Linked DNA regions of Homo sapiens: region 2 is linked to region 1. A link is a loop called in an ENCODE intact Hi-C map of the cell type or tissue named here. Cell type or tissue: prostate gland. All regions are shown on one strand. Each heading gives the region's core, and the rest is flanking DNA. Links, peaks and the distances in the headings are about the cores only. Region 1 has its middle 19 kb from the start of SLC14A2-AS1. Region 2 has its middle 28 kb from the start of SLC14A2.

Evidence for each region. A loop is a pair of places that touch in the nucleus more often than their neighbours do. Peaks named below come from ENCODE experiments on the same cell type or tissue, not always from the same donor. Only the 100,000 strongest peaks of a DNase experiment are listed, where the experiment ranks them.
Region 2: it touches region 1 in a loop (2.6-fold over the local background); 3 of 110 quality-filtered maps call a loop at or near these places.

Annotation. Positions count from the first base shown.
Region 1 is chr18:45,521,428-45,524,241 of GRCh38, forward strand. It overlaps a transcript of SLC14A2 not described here. Among named protein-coding and RNA genes, the nearest start is that of SLC14A2-AS1, 19 kb to the left of the region's middle. In prostate gland, for the core only: no CTCF peak of the experiment used is centred there; no DNase peak of the experiment used is centred there.
Region 2 is chr18:45,585,839-45,588,652 of GRCh38, forward strand. It overlaps a transcript of SLC14A2 not described here. Among named protein-coding and RNA genes, the nearest start is that of SLC14A2, 28 kb to the right of the region's middle. RefSeq lists an enhancer at 2,544-2,814. In prostate gland, for the core only: no CTCF peak of the experiment used is centred there; no DNase peak of the experiment used is centred there; H3K27ac peaks cover 1,186 bases.

The sequences.
Region 1 (2,814 bases), core at 14-2,513:
TAGTACCATAAGCAGGATACAGCTCAGGGACCAGAGAGAGTAACACAAGAAAGGTACAAAAAAGACTTGGAAAATTGAGAGAAGCCAGAAAGAAGAGAGAGGACATTTAGATATGAGGTATAACTTTGGAAAAGACCTTCAGAAAGTAACCCTGTTTCCTTTTTCATTTTTTTTCTTTTTTAAATAAAATTACCTTTCGAGGAAACAGATTTACATATGAGATTATGTCTGGCTCAAGTGACCTTTAAAATCCATTGTATTCCATAAACCAGCAAGTCGCAAGATTTAATGTGCATCAGAATCACTTGGTGAGTGTGTCAAAAATGCAGGTTCCCACAGAATCAGAATCTCTGGAGCTGGCCCTCATAAATGCATTTGTTCTAAACAGCCAAGTGATTCTGGGACTCAAGCTGAGGGAGGCAGGAAGGGGTGTGGCTGATTGTGAGTGGGCATATTCATCCAGAAAGTAAGAGGTATTTTCCCAGAGGCCTATGGGGTAACTGGCCTTAGACATCGTTACTCTTTGAGCTATGTTTCATTTGAGGGCAGCTTGCCATGGAGGAAAGCGTGCTGGACTGGGAGTCAGCAGACTCATGTTCTAATCCTGCCTGGACTATTTGCCCCTTGGGCAATCTAAGGCAGTCTAAGGCAGTTATGTGCCTTTCTGACCTTCAGTTTGCACATCATATCAGTGGAGATCACCATCCTTCACGTGGGGTTACTGTGGATTTCAAATGGGAGCATGCATGTTAAAGCACCTTAAGAAATAGAAAGTGCTGTAGGAAAGTTGGCAGCGTCAAGTTCTGGGTATGATGTGTTGTGAAAAGGAGGCATTTTTTTATGTTTAGCCTTGCTATCCAAAACAGCTAAGCCCTAGAAGCATAAACACTATAAGCCCATGAGAAAATGTCCAGCTTGCAGTAATAAACTCGAGAAGGTAACCCCGGAAGGTGCACCCTTGACATTGCAGACCTGGGAGAGTTTGAGCCCTGCCATCCCCAGAGCGGCAGCTTCCCGGCACCATCCCTCAGTCCCTGCCTCTCATTCTGCTGGAGATGGCCCCGAGCTCAGGGCGGGAGCAATCCTACATAACTCACTACCCAGAATGGAAATGCCACATAGCACATTTAATTCTGCACTGACAGTTCTCGGGAAACAGGCCTAGTTCTCCATCGACCTCTAAAATAGATGATGGTTTTGGTAATAGCACTTTCTTCAGGAAATTCCATTCATGTTCATTCATTTATTTTAGACCACAAATATTCATGAATTTTGTACAGTGTGCTTGTTATTGTGGTTGTTGTTTGTTGCGTGAAGATTTCTGTTTGCTTGCTTGCTCACTTTACTCAGGCTCTCATTGGATTCCCCAATTCTTATTAACATGTGGATCATTAGAAAATCATATCACCAAACCAGCTATACCCTGTTGCCTTGGGCAATAGAAGTCAGAGGCCATTTTGCTGAGGACACCTGGTTTAAGCATCTGGGTTGCCAGGGGTTCCCATTTCTGCTAAGTTCCAACGCAGAGCATGCCATGGCTTGGCACGCATGCAACCAAAAAACTGATCTCTCCAAGTCATGGGTGAGAGGGCAGAGTGTCTTACCATGACCCCATAAGTGGTCTACGGCAAGCTGTAGTCTGCACTGGTCACTGGTGGGGTGTGGGGTGGGGGTTCTCCACTTTCTCAGCTGGTGAGAATTGTAGTTTACACTCAATTTGAGAAAAGGATTAAATAAACAAAGGAGGGAAATGCCAAGAAAGTTCCTCCAGCTCCAGCCCCAGCCCCTATGCTGAGTCTGGATAACCCAGCCAGACACCTTGAGATGTGGATAAGTATCACAAAGACAGGTCGCCCAGGGCAGGAGCAATCTATACTCCCATCACCAGGTTTTTTTTTTGTTTCTTTGTTTGTTTGTTTTGAGATGGAATCTCACTCTGTCACCCAGGCTGGAGTGCAGTGGCGCAATCTCGGCTCACTGCAACCTCCGGCTCCCTAGCTCAAGCGATTCTCCTGCCTCAGCCTCCTGAGTAGCTGGGATTCCAGGCACATACAACCACACCCAGCTTTTTTTTTTTTTTTTTTTTTAAGTAAACACGGGGTTTACACCATGTTGGCCAAGATGGTCTTGATCTCCTGACCTCGTGATCAGCCTGCCTTGGCCTCCCAAGGTGCTGGGATTACAGGTGTGAGCCACCACACCCAGCCACTAGTTATCATTCTTTAACCCCACGAAATCTCCCCTGTCTTTGGAGACCCAGTGCAAATGATACATCCTGCCTGTAACCCTCCCCACCTGAGACCTGCCTTTGCTCTGACACAGCAACTGCCTGGATCTCCACTGAGGGCTTCCTTTAAGGGCACTATTTCACTTTTCCCAGGTCGTCCAGATCTCTGGCCACATTTGTTGAGAACTTACCCTACACTAGGCTGTTTGTGTGCCTTTTACTGTTTAACCCTCACATCTGTCCTTTGAAGAAGATTTTGTCATCATTTTCAGATAAGAGAATGAGAGATGCAGAAAAATTAAGAAAGTTGCCCCAAAGACACATAATTTGTAAAGTACGGAGTTGAATTGAACCTCAGGACTGGACACAAAACTGGAGCTCACCTGAATACTCTGGGCTGCCTCTAATACCTGTCTTTCCTGGCTATTGTAAGGATTGGCAGTAACAAGTATAAAGCACCTGGATGGAGCCTGGTCCTTAGTGGGTGCTCAATAAGTGATCCTTATTACTACTATTACTTATTCTTTACTATTCTCAGCCTTAGACTGTGAGACTTGACTGTTTACAGACCTGTTTTCCTCTTGAAC
Region 2 (2,814 bases), core at 264-2,763, 65 kb after region 1:
CGCGAGAGTCCTTGAGTGCCTGTTCCTGAGCAGAACTGGTTACACCCTATCTCGCACTTAGAGCAGGTTCGAGGGTTCCTGTGATGCCACCTCGCACTGGGAAAAGTAAGGCTTTATTCACATACTTATTCAGTCAACATGGATTAATTGGGTGTGTTGGGGAATACGGAAGCAGACAAGACAAAGTGCCCTCTGCCCTCCTGTGGCACCGACAAGTAATAAATATGTTAATACATATATAATACACCATCAGCTAGTGATAAATACTATTAGGTTTGCGCAAAAGTAATTGCGGTTTTGCCATTGCTTTCAGTATTTTAAAGTGAGGTGGGTTAGACGAGAGAATGGCAGGGAGTGTCACTCTAGGTGAGGTGGTCACAGAAGGCTGCCCTGAGGAGACCTCAGTGAAGTGAGGGGGCAAGTCCCACACCCGGAAACAATCAGTGCAAAGGCCCTGAGGCAGCAGTGCGCCTGCCTTGTCCAAGGAGCCTCAGATGTCAGTGTAGTGAGGAGTGGGGGAGGAGAGGAGAGGAAGTGGGAGAAATCGCTAGAAGCTGACGCTCATAAACTTTGAAGGCCTTGGCACTGATTGGGATTTTGTTCATAGTGTGCTAGAAAGGGATTAAAGGGTCCAGAGCAGGGAAGTGCCATGATTTGACTTAGGTTTGCAAAGGATACTTCTGGCTGCTGAATGGAGAATATTCTGCAGGGGAACAAGAGTGGAGGCAGAATGGCAGGCCATTGTACCAGTCCAGATGACACACAGTGGTGACCTGCCCAGGCCGTGACTGCTTGCCCTTTGCCGTGCCCCAGCGTACTGCAAGCTTGTCCACCTTTTGAGTCCCTGCTCTTCCATCAGAGTCCACAGGTCCCTTTCCTCCATCTCCCAATCTACAATCAGGTGTGTCAGTGGTTTGCAGCCTTAGGTTACCCCCACCTTCAAGCTGAATGAGGATCCCACAGACCACACCCTTCCCAAGGGACACTGTCAGGGATCAGAGGGGGAGTCTTGGGGGTATGAGGAGCAGTGGAGATAAAATGCCAACTATAACTTTGCCCCTTTCCCTATCAATTTAAGAACTTATCATAGAATATGCAGGAGTAAGAATAACTGTCCTTACTAGAAAAAAAAAAGTTTATTCTTCTTTATTTTAAATTATTTTTTTTGAGACAGAGTCTCACTCAGTCACCCAGGCTGGAGTGTAGTTGTGCGATCGCAGCTCACTCTCAGGTTCAAGCGATTTTCCTGCCTCAGCCTACTGACTAGCTGGGATTACAGGCACATACCACCACACCCGGCTAATTTTTGTATTTTTAGTAGAGACACGGTTTTACCATATTGGCCAGGCTGGTTTTGAACTCCTGGCCTCAAGTGATCCGCCTGCCTCGGCCTCCCACAGTGCTGGGATTACAGACATGAGCCACATTCTTTAATTGTTAAATTATGCACTCACAAACTCAGTATGTTAACTATACTAATAACACAGTAATGGCTTGCAAGGTGCCAACACACAATCAGTTGCTTTCACCAATACATCAACACCAGGGTTGAGAACCCCGTTCCAGGATACTTTTTGGGGCATATGGTTAAAAAATATCTTATTTGGCCCTTCGATTATGTCCTCTTGTCTATTTTTTATCCCATGAACCTAAAGGTAGTTTCCCAGGAGGCAAGAACCACAGCTTCTCCTCCTCTGGTCTAGTTCACTGTCAGCACCAGTGGATAGATGAGCAGAGGGTAGCAGGATCTGAGATACAGAACCTTTCAAGGCACGAGTTGGCATCAAAACCTGCCCTTATGAGGCTGTTGAGCCAGAAGAGATCTTGGAAGTCACTTAATCCAGCTCTCTGATTTCCCAGAGAAAGAAACTGATGCCCAGGAAGGTGAAGTGACTGGCCTAAGACCACCCAGCTAGGAAAGGCAGGTGAAGATAGTGAGGCCAAGAAGCTATGTGTGGAAGCTCCCACCCTCACCAGTTCACGGTCTGCTATATCGGTGTTGAAAAAAACGCAGAGGGCACAAACCTCTTCATCTCATTGCAATCCTCATAGCCATCCTAGAAGTCAGAAACAGATGCCACCGCTATCCCCATTTCATAACTAGAACAAACAAAGTCCAAGATTCTGCCTAGTGGTTTGGACCATATGTTGCAGGGGGGCGCTAGGGCAGCAGGGAGATGATTGAAAATGCCGGATTGACCCTTTTTTTAATCCTTGAAAAGGGGAATGCTGAGGTGAGGATGATCATGGAAAGACTGTCATTCAGAGAAGAATTCAAATTCTTCTATGTAGCTCCAGAGGCAGAATGAGGACCTGGGCCCAACAGGAAAGAGAGATGTCTGATCACTAGGGCTCTCTGAAAATAGAAGGAACTGGCTGGGGAAATGGTGGGCTCCCAATTTCTGAGATGTCCTGGGCCGAGGCTGGAGGTCAGTGAGTCAGGGGCACTGCTGAGAGGACTCCAGCTTCAGGGGCAATTGGACTGAATGGCCTCTGAAGTCTCCTTCAGGCCTGATATGTAACAATTCTGTTTACAGGGGACTTGGCAGTGGATTCTGTCTCATAAAAAGAGTTTCTCCCACCCACATGGCTGGAGGCATTCTCCCTAATGAAGTCATCCCAAAGGACTACAGCTGAATGTCTTCCAACCCCTAAGGATGGGATGAGGAGAAATGACCTTAAGTCATGTGACATCCATCGGCCCTGTGAAAGACTTCCTATGTTGTGAGCTTAGAGGTAGGGTGCAGCTGCCAGAGGGTGTTACTAAAACTCCTCTCTGGTGATCTCTGAGGAGAATGGGGATACCCACGGTCC